4 separate regions of the Homo sapiens genome follow, and all the other regions are linked to region 1. A link is a loop called in an ENCODE intact Hi-C map of the cell type or tissue named here. Cell type or tissue: heart left ventricle. All regions are shown on one strand. Region 1 has its middle 5.7 kb from the start of ALDH3A1. Region 2 overlaps ALDH3A2 (aldehyde dehydrogenase 3 family member A2). Region 3 overlaps LOC105371573 (a long non-coding RNA gene). Region 4 holds the start of SLC47A1 (solute carrier family 47 member 1).

Evidence for each region. A loop is a pair of places that touch in the nucleus more often than their neighbours do. Peaks named below come from ENCODE experiments on the same cell type or tissue, not always from the same donor. Only the 100,000 strongest peaks of a DNase experiment are listed, where the experiment ranks them.
Region 2: a loop joins it to region 1, with 2.0 times the contacts of the local background. A loop is called at or near these places in 13 of 110 quality-filtered maps.
Region 3: it touches region 1 in a loop (4-fold over the local background); 86 of 110 quality-filtered maps call a loop at or near these places.
Region 4: a loop joins it to region 1, with 3 times the contacts of the local background. A loop is called at or near these places in 9 of 110 quality-filtered maps.

What each region holds. Positions count from the first base shown.
Region 1 is chr17:19,752,708-19,755,207 of GRCh38, reverse strand. No RefSeq gene overlaps it. Among named protein-coding and RNA genes, the nearest start is that of ALDH3A1, 5.7 kb to the right of the region's middle. RefSeq lists a silencer at 178-317 and enhancers at 1,895-2,425, 1,278-2,477. In heart left ventricle, a CTCF peak has its summit at 1,173 (motif pointing right); DNase peaks (open chromatin) are centred at 1,187 and 1,967; H3K27ac peaks cover 518 bases.
Region 2 is chr17:19,670,563-19,673,062 of GRCh38, reverse strand. ALDH3A2 (aldehyde dehydrogenase 3 family member A2) reads right to left here. Exons shown (of 10, transcript NM_000382.3): 9 at 1,107-1,342. Among named protein-coding and RNA genes, the nearest start is that of ALDH3A2, 23 kb to the right of the region's middle. In heart left ventricle, no CTCF peak of the experiment used is centred here; a DNase peak (open chromatin) is centred at 993; H3K27ac peaks cover 1,198 bases.
Region 3 is chr17:19,369,401-19,371,900 of GRCh38, reverse strand. It overlaps LOC105371573 (a long non-coding RNA gene), which reads right to left. Exons shown (of 3, transcript XR_934302.4): 3 at 169-2,434. It also overlaps a transcript of B9D1 not described here. Among named protein-coding and RNA genes, the nearest start is that of MAPK7, 7.8 kb to the left of the region's middle. RefSeq lists a silencer at 348-407. In heart left ventricle, no CTCF peak of the experiment used is centred here; a DNase peak (open chromatin) is centred at 1,200; H3K27ac peaks cover 1,839 bases.
Region 4 is chr17:19,532,872-19,535,371 of GRCh38, reverse strand. SLC47A1 (solute carrier family 47 member 1) reads right to left here and starts at 1,518. Exons shown (of 17, transcript NM_018242.3): 1 at 1,298-1,518. The coding sequence starts at 1,432. In heart left ventricle, no CTCF peak of the experiment used is centred here; DNase peaks (open chromatin) are centred at 1,064 and 1,451; H3K4me3 peaks cover 1,691 bases; H3K27ac peaks cover 944 bases; H3K27me3 peaks cover 432 bases.

The DNA of each region.
Region 1 (2,500 bases):
CCCACGCATGGACTGGTCTCTGCAAGCACTGATGAGACAGACCTGGGCACATCGTGATTTGCAGTTTCCCTGGGAAGGGGAATGGGGATAGCAGACACGTTCAAGACTAGGAATGAGAATAGAATTTGGAGAAAACCGTATTCCACACTCTGGCAATATGTTTGCAAACCTGGGGGGAAGGACTCCCCAGGATATGAGTCTCCTCAAGGGGATGCCAGGTCAGATTCTCGGGTGAAACCTGGCTCGATCACTCACTAGCTGTGTGACCTTATGCAAATCACTTAGCCTCTGTGTTCTTCAGTTCCTCATCTCTCATGGAAATAATGATAGTTTCTGCCTCTTGGGTGCTTGTGAGGACTAAAGGAGTTCATACATGGAAGTGCTCAGACCTGGCACATAGCAAAGGGTCAGGAAGGGGTGGAGTTGTTATTAAACGATGCTGGCACACAGGTTGTGCATCTGCAAAAAAAAAATACAACGTGTGGGCTGGGCGCGGTGGCTCACGCCTGTAATCCCAACGCTTTGGGAGGCCGAGGCAGATGGATCACAAGGTCAGGAGTTCAAGATTGGCCTGGCCAAGATGGTGAAACCCCATCTCAACTAAAAATACAAAAATTGGCCGGGCGTGGTGGCAGGTGCTTGTAGTCCCAGCTACTCAGGAGGCTGAGGCACAGAATTGCTTGAATCCGGGAGGCAGAGGTTGCAGTGAGCCGAGATCGTGCCACTGCACTCCAGCCTGGGTGACAGAGTGAGACTCTGTCTCAAAAAAAAAAAAAAAGGAAGAAAGAAAGAAAAAGAAAAAGAAAATCAATGTGCATTTCCATTTGCATTTGTAAAATCAACTCTTGATGGATTCAAAGTGAATAATAAAACAATAAAAATCTTAGCAGAAAATTAGGAATTAATCCTGGGGCAAGGAGTACCCTCCTAATCTAAACTAAAACAGGAGAGTTCTATTTAGCTTTATAAAAACTTTTATATAACAAAATATACCATAAATAAAGTCCGTGGATAAATGATAGATTCAGGAAAATACTAGTGATGCAGATGGCTGTAATATACAAAGAGCTCCTAGACACTGACAAGGAAAACACAAACCCTTCCAAGAAATGGGCAAATGCCAATGGCCATTGCACAGTGAGGAATGCACCAGCCACTAGGCGGCAGGGAAACGGCAGAGTGCCACACACTGCCAGGCCAGCTGGAACTACAACAGCCCCTTAGGGCCACCTTGGTGGATAGTCACCGGCAACACCTGTGAAGACTGACAAAGCCAGCATCCCTGGGATCTAACACGCAGAAATACACACGCCAAGACATGCAAAGCGGCCCATGGAGCATTGATCCAAAGTGGAAGGCAAAGTGGTCTCCCATCCACGGGGAACATTGTGGTTGCTTGCACATTCTACATGCTTACCACTGCTTTCACACGGCCATGAGGAGGAATGGACTCCAGCTCCCGGCCGCCCCGGAGGGAGTGGGGTCAGAAGATGCAGAAGAGGGTGCATGATGAGGCTCTGCTTTTAAAATGCTGACAGCTTCCAGTGTGTCATGTACATTTTTGTGTATGTCAAATAAGCACTGAGAAAAACTTAGGGAAAATATTGTGGATTACAGATGAGACACTCATATTGAGAAAGGGGCAAACCAAGTACGTACAAAAGAAAAAGTCTGAGCTAAACAATGTGTATTATGTTTGTAAAATTACATTTGTGTGATTATTGTGAAGAAACAAAACTTAAATTTTCTTTGCATTTTTCGAGTAAACATTATATTTCATGTGTGATGAGGGTGCATTCCGTGTCCGTTAAGATCCAGGACGGGGCTTCCCAGACCCCAAGAGACTGGCAGTACCAACCCAAGCGTGCCCTGGCATGTCCTCCTGGCATGCCCGCTGTGTCCCTTCCAGGATGGCCGGGGTGTGGGCTGGTCTGCAGAGGCTCTGCAGCTGGGGCTGCAGCCAGGCGGTGACTCAGGCAGGTTCCGCCTGGGCTAGGAGGGCCGGGCATTCCTGCTGTGAGGCTGCCCGTGCCTAACTCACCATGACTTGCACTTTGCTGCCATCCTGCCTGGCAGGCTGACTTAGCCAGGATGGCCCTAGTACCCACTTCCCCTCCAGCCAGCACTCATGCCTTCTGCCCCGCTAAGATGCCCTTTGTCCTGACTCGGCAGAGGCTTCCTGGGAGCCAGGGCCTGGGCCTGGGAGCCACAGCTTCCTGGGAGCAGGAAAGTCCAAGGGAGATGGGGTGAGGACTGGGGCCTCTGCAGCATCTTAGGGGAGGCTCCCCCTTGCTCGCACTCACCTCCGCTGGCTGCAAACCTGCAGCTTCTCTGACCCAAGGCACTATGACTGGCAGCAGATAAAGAGATGAAGAAGCCCCAGAAGTCCTTTCCTACAAGTCCCCAGAAGGTGTGGACACAGTGGGGAAATTGCCCCGGGCACAGCCAGTTCTGCTGACTTCATGCCTCTCCAAAGAGGGGCTTTGTAACAGTAACAGAG
Region 2 (2,500 bases), 82 kb after region 1:
AATTTTTGTTGTTGTTGTTGTTGAGATGGAGTCTCGCTCTATTGCCCAGGCTGGAGTGCAGTGGCATGATCTTGGCTCACTGCAACCTCCACCTCCCGGGTTCAAGTGATTCTCCTCCCTCAGCCTCCCGAGTAGCTGGGACTACAGGTGCGTGCCACCATGCCTGGCTAATTTTTGTATTTTTAGTAGAGACAGGGTTTCACCATATTGGTCAGGCTGGTCTTGAACTCCTGACCTCGTGATTCCCCTGCCTCAGCCTCCCGAAGTGCTAGGATTACAGGTGTGAGCCACTGCGCCGGCCCCCTTTCAAATTTTAAACAAAACATAAACACAACTATTACCATTGCCTTTTCCAAGCCCATTCTTCACTGATATGGTCAATATTTTCAATGTTATATCCTCAGTTGAACGGCTGAGGGCACCACAGACACAATTGCCTTCCTCATTCCATCTTAACTTTAATTACGGATTTCCTCTTTCATCTCAAAATACGCAAACTGCTTTGAGAAGGCAGCTATCATGAGGGCCTCTTTGCAAGCCCATCCCTATAATGACTAATCACCAAAGATAAACTTTATCAGGTAGTGAACTTTGGAGGAAAAAAACTCAAGCCTAATAAAATATCCCTCACCAAAGCTGTTGTACCAGAGTTCTTGCCTTCACCTCTGTGGTAAGCTGATTTCATGCACATTCAAGAACAAAGCTGTAAGTGACAAGGAAAGTCCAATACCAAAAGGATCAAAGGGCTAACCCTTTGATCAGACAGCTCAGAATTCTGCAATCAAGTTCTACGCTGTTTTAATCTCTTAGACCAGAGATCAGCAAACTTTTCTGTAATAATTTAGGCTCTGAGGGCCATTCAGCCTCTGTTGCAACTACTCAGCTCTGTCACTGTCCCATGAAAGCAGCTGTGGATGATTAAACAAGTGGGTGTGGCTGTGTTCCAATAACTTCAGTGACAAAAACGGGTAGCTGGCCAGCAGGCTGTGGTTCACTGACCCTGTCTTAGACTCTACAAGTTAATGTAGAGTCCTGCTAGAATATGCATCTGGCAGCCATCAGGCCAGGACCAGACTGAATGGCACTCATGGGTTATAGGGACTCACCTTGACAAGCACAGCGGCTACAATACCCAGGAAAGTGAGCAACAGGAGACCGAGTTTTTCTTTGTTGAACCGTTTCAAGAGAAAAAATTTTCCCCAATCCACCTTTGACTGGCTGTTGGGAGGATATCTGAGTTTGTTAGCACCTTCTCTCTTTAAACTTTTTAATAAACAGGGACGCTGATGAGAAAAAGTATCAAAACTATGTTTTCCGTGATAAGCTCCCATCCCACTGGAACCTGAAATAAAGGGAACAGACAAAACAAGCTTCACTGTAGATGATGCAAGCTACTTCTGTCTAACAACGACCGGGAAAGCTCACATGCACTCCCTGCTGCCTGGGAACCCCACTGAACATCTCTGCCAGCTGAAGTATCTCTTTTCAGGAAGTCCTTACCAACTTCCCTGGAAAAGTCAATTTCCCTGTCAAACAGGATGCTTTCCATGAGCAAGACAAGGACTTGCACCTCTTCTAGAGCTGTGGCTCTCATTTATGCCAGGGACTGTGCTAAGAGTTAAATCATTCTCTTAAGATAATTCTCACCACAATCCCACTTGGTGAATTATCAGCAGCCTCATTTCCAGAGAGGGAAAGGGAGCTTACAGGGTCAGTTAACCTGCCCAGGGTCACACGGCTGCTAAGTGGCAAAGCCAGAACCCGAACCTGGATCAGACTCTAAATGCTATATGTGCTCTCTTCCCACCATCCCATGTGGCTTCATTCATCCATGGCCCCACACACCCACTTGCTTTCTCAAAGCCTGTGGAAAGTAAGACAGGGCAACAAGGTTGCACAGCTGGATGATAATAAGCAAGTGTAAATCTCTGCCCTCCACAAAGCCATGCTCTGTGACAGTTTCATTTCTCTAATTCATTGTGTGTACAACAGACTGACAGGCACAAAGCGGAGCAGTGTGAGCTGGGCAGAGGGAATGGCATGTGTGATATAAGACACAGGTGACCAGAGGCCAGGGAGCAGTTTACCAAGGCCAGGCTGCAGGAAGGAATCATTCATGAAGCAGGCCTGGTGTGAGAAGAGACCCAAGGACAAGACCATGAGAAACCCTAACTCTGAGGGAGGGTAAAGAATGAGGGAGGGGGCCGGGTGCGGTGGCTCACGCCTGTAATCCCAGCACTTTGGGAGGCCAAGGCGGGTGGATCACAAGGTCAAGAGATCAAGACCATCCTGGCCAACATCGTTAAATCCCGTCTCTACTAAAAATACAAAAATTAGTTGGACGTGGTGGCGCACGCCTGTAGTCCCAGCTACCTGGGAGGCTGAGGTAGGAGAATTGCTTGAACCTGGGAGGCGGAGGTTGCAGTGAGCTGAGATCGCGCCACTGCACTCCAGCCTGGGCGACAGAGCGAGACTCCGTCTCAAAAAAAAAAAAAAAAAG
Region 3 (2,500 bases), 380 kb after region 1:
ATCCAGGAGGAAGCCCAAGTGGCCAAACCACAACCCACACCCATGTCTGTGGCAGCCTCTCCCACAGCCCACACTCTGAAGGGCAGGCAGTTGTCTTTCTGCAGGACCCCCACCCCTTCCCCTTCCCTGCCTTCCTTGGCAGGCCCTCCTGCTCCAGGGGCCATCTACCCGCTAGGACAGTCTTGGGAAGGATGGATTGTCCCTGTTTCATGAAGGGAGGCCAGTTTAACAGATGAATCTGCCAAGGACACTGTCTCTTCCCAACAGGGGTATTGCAGGCACCAATGGAACAGGTTGGGGAGGAGAGTTTGGGACCAAGAACACCCATGAACCCTTAGAAGCCACCATAGAGGTAAGGACTGAATTGTAATCCCATCAGCTGGTGACCTTAGGCAAGTCTCGGCCCTCTCTGAGCCTCAGTCTCACTTCTGCAAAATGGGAGTAGTGATCTGTTCCCCGGTCCTGCAGGAAGGAATCTCGCCAAGGCTGAAAGTGGGGTGTTGATCTAAATCATAACTGGTTCCAGGCGCCTATACACACACGTTGACACACAGACAACACTCTTAGGTACAGGTTTACATTCACAAAGATTTGCACAAACACACACAGAGATTTGCACAAGCACACACCCAGGGCACAGGTACACACAAGCTACTGGGACATACATGCTAGGTACACACACGGGACTTGCACACAAAAATCCACACACAGGACGCACAGCCACACACACACTCCTCCCTCCCTCCAGTGCTGCTGCCTGTTCGCTCTGCGTCAGCACACACAGTGGCCAGGGCCACCTGCCTTCTTCTCCCTGTATCAGGAAAATCGCAGGGGATGATTGCATCTAAAAGTGCCTTACATGCAGGGGCTCAGGGTGAGCAGGGTTCACCCAGAGAGGCGAAGGCACCAAAGCAGTGGAAAGCAGTGGGGCTTGATGGGCAGGCTGGGCTTTGTTGTGGTTGACCTGCCCATAGGACATGGAGGATCCAGGCCTTCAGAATTGACCCCTGCCTTGGCTCAGCTCAGTGTGGCATTTGCATGCGGCCCTCCCCGTGGGAAAGGGACTGCCCCTGAGGCCAGCCTATGAGCTGAGTGTGGTTTTGGTGGAGGAAAGGGCAGGAAGCCGCATCTGGGAAGTGGCTGCCCATGGCTTCCAGAGGCCTGGCTGGGTGGCTGACCTCACGGCCAGATGGCTCCAGACACCTCTCGGGGCCTCACCCCTGCTTCCACCATTCAGCACAGCCAGGCTGACCACAGACCTGGGTGGGGGAACCTGGTCACATCCTGTCACCACGCCTGGAGTTCCACCATTGGTGCTGCAGTCCTCTATGGTCCCAAGAGAGCCCAGCAGCTGAGCAAACACACTGAGGCTGACATCGCCCATCCCAGAACATTCCCCAAGGCCTGTGTTTGCCTCCCAGAAAGATCCCAAGTCTGTGAGGGACACACACAGCACATGTCATCGAGATGTCAACCACACAGCCACACGCCCCTTCTCCTGGCCCTCTGCTCTTCTCTGGAATGGTGGTATCTCCAGGCTCAGCCAGGGGCCATCTCCTCTGAGGGTTGTTCTCCCTGAGCTCCAGATCCAACACCCAGTTGTCCTACGACATCTCCCCCGTGTGCACCCTGAGAAGCCACTCTGCACAGTAGCCAGAGCAATCTTTCAAAAAACAACTCAAATCGTGTTCCTGCAACAGCTGCCCCATCTCATGGAATAAAATCCATCACCAAGGCTTGCAAGGCCCTGCCCATGAAGAATGAAAGGGCGATGGGAGGTGGCCGTCGGTGAAGTACCCAAGTTCTCTGAGTCCAGGGTGTGGTGACAACTCTAGCTTGTCTGGTTTCCTGTGAGATCATCATTTCACCCATCAGTGGTGTGCTCCCTGCCCAGTTTCCTCTCTCAATCTGCAGGAAAAGCCTGTAGGAAATGACGGAGGGGCGGGTGTGGTCCAGGGTGACTTGGGGTGTGGGCCATGTTTGGCGGGGCACTAGGTAGGAATCCTGCTCTGAACATCTCAGGAGGAGGGAATGGCCATGGGGTGGGCGGAATCACACAGCGAGTCTTCCAGAAGCAATCGTGAATCTCCATCTTCCACCTGCCACCTGGGTTGCTAGCTAAAATACAGGATACCCAGTGTTTTAAGTTGGAATTTCAGATAAACAACAAATAATTCTTTAGTTAGGTATGTCCCGAGTAGTGCATGCATCCTGTATTTTTCTTTGCTAAGTCTGGCAAACCTACCTGGATGACCACATCTGCCTGCTCCTCGGCCTCTCAGCTTTCCCCCCACACCCACACAGAGGGACCCTGTAAAAACCCAACTCACTTAACCTCCAGCCACTCAGGCGCTGGGTGATCTGGGCCTGGCGAGTTCTCTGACCTCATCTCCTACCCCCAGTGATGTGCTGGTAAAGTAGCACGTCCCGTTTTCTGAGAAAAAATAAAATATAAAATAGTAAAGCCCTGATTGTTGCATTGGCCAATTTCCTTAGTGTA
Region 4 (2,500 bases), 220 kb after region 1:
CCTCCACTTCCCAGGTTCAAGCGATTCTCGTGCCTCAGCCTCTGGAGTAGCTGGCACTACAGGCGCCCGCCACCACGTCTGGCTAATTTTTGTATTTTTAGTAGAGACGGAGTTTCACCATATTGGCCAGGCTGGTCTCGAACTCCTGACCTCAAGTGATCCATCTGCCTCAGCCTCCCAAAGTGCTGGGATTACAGGCGTGAACCACCGCGCCCAGCCCCAAATCATGAGTTCTTTCTGGTCTGTGAGAAAGCATGGCTGATGGATCTTATTCCATGGCTTTGACCTCGGCATTACCCTTGCTGTCCTGCACACCACAGCGGGTGCCACAATATCCCACAAACTACCGAGCCCCCACTCCAGAGGCACAGCGGCCCCCCTCAGCCCGCGCAGGTGCAGAATGTGGGCCTCAAAGTCAAAAGCTTATTCACGCCTTAAGTGCATACCAGTTGCTTCTTGTGCCGCGTCCTACCCTCTCGGTTTGAAAACCACCCAAGCTGGCAGGAGAACGTGGATAGGATTGTGTTTTTGTGGTTTTTAAAACCACATTATTTTTAGGAGACAAGGCAGAAACAGCCCTAACCTAATGATTAAAAAGAAAAGAATCCCACAGATAAGAACACCTCGACCCCACAAAGAACCACATTAAAACCCCTTTTTTCTTTCACATACATAATTACTGGCGGGGAGGGGGTGGTACAGGATGCCTCTGGTTTCCTCGGTAGAGGTTGACTGAATTCTGAAGAAATCATTTCGCAGCTCTGAGTCCACGACAGACCACGCACCCCCTCCTCCGTGCCTCGGGATTATTTAGATCGCAGAGCTCCCGAACTTTTGACCGCTACTTTTCAAAGAAACAAGTTCCCTTGTGTTTTGAAGTTCAGGCAACTTGCGTTTTATTGGCCGGAATCAGCTCCCAGAGAAGGCACCCCCGGATGCAAATGCAGCCTGGACCTGGTAGAGCCCCGTTAGGGGCAAAGGTCCCAGCTCTCCGGTGTCTCCTGGCGCAGGAGGCTGGAGCCGCCGGCCTCTCCGAGCCAACATGCGCCCGGGCGCGTACCAGCCGTTCCCGCAGTGCCCCGCGGGGCCCCCAGTCGGGTGGTGCGGAGCGGAAAGCGGCCGGGACGCAGGCAGAGGAGCTGGGGTGCCCGCCCGGCTCCTGGCACGATGCTCCCCGGAGCCCGCCGGCGGACAGCTCGCTCGGTCCCCAAAGCCCGCCAAAGTCACCCGCGGAGGCAGAAATCACCAGGTCCCCAGCCCGCCGGTACCGGCCTGCCACTGAGGCCACCTTACTCACCGCGGGGCCAGCCAGGACCAAGAGCGCCCGCAGCTCTTCTCGGAAGGCGGACAGCCGCAAGCAGCGCGACCCACGGACCTCAAGGGTGGCCTCCGGGCCTCCGCGCACTGGCGCGGGCTCCTCAGGAGCTTCCATGTGACTCGCGCGCTGCGGCCGGGTAGCGCGGAGGCCGGCAGTGGGTACCGCGGAGGCCGGCAGTGAGTACCGCGCAGGCCGGCAGTGGGTACCGCGCAGTGCAGCCTGCTCTGCAGTCCCCGCCCCGGCCGCCCGCCCAGAGCCCGCCCCGCGCCTGGCGCCCGGGGGCCCGACTGAGCGCGCAGCCAGGCAGCCTGCGACCTTGGGCGCGCCCCTTGCACCTCTCTCTGCACCACTGCGGACGCCTGCGGGTCTTGCAAAGACCAAGGAACTCCTGCACTTGGAAGGCAAAGTTTGAAAAAGCTCTGTAAACTAACGGAACGCGCTCCGGGGGCTGGGTCCTCCACGTCTCGGACGCCAGGACTCACCCCGGCTCTCCACCTCCGCTGGGGGTTTCAGGTTCTGAATGACCTGGCGTGGAAGGACCCAGAGGCCTCGAGCCGTGACTCGGTTAGCACCCCGCGGGGTGTGTGGGGTTGGGCGCATTTGCTGTGCAGATTGAGTTGGGTACACCCTTTGATGCTGGTTAGGGTGTTGCATACTCCTCTCCTCTCATCAGTTGTTCCATTAGAGAACTTAGAATCTACCAGGATAGAGCAACATGCTCCCATTTGCCAAGTAGCACAGTTTGTGCCAGCTGGTCGTGTTGGAAGTTTATCCATCAAGCCTGCTGTGGGAGTACGAGAGGCTGCGGCCCAGAAGGGCAGGAGCAGCGCGCTTTCCTCCCAGAGCCTCAGCTTCCTCATCTGCAAACGTGAAAGAACACTCGTCGCCAGCTGTGAAGACTGGGGTTGCCTGGGCGGAGGACCGGAGTCAGTGCCACCTGCCCTCAGCCTGGCACCAGCCGTTACCTAATAAGTGTCAGTTACCAGGACAAGATTGATTTCTCTAATAGTCAAAATTCCTTCCGTTGTAATGATCCAATGTAAGTAGAGAAAATGGAAAACAAATTTTTTGGCTCACATAATCAGGAAGTTTGGATTCAGGGATTTGAAAACAAGGTCATTAGGCCAGGCGCGGTGGCTCACGCCTGTAATCCCAGCACTTTGGGAGGCCTAGGCGGGCGGA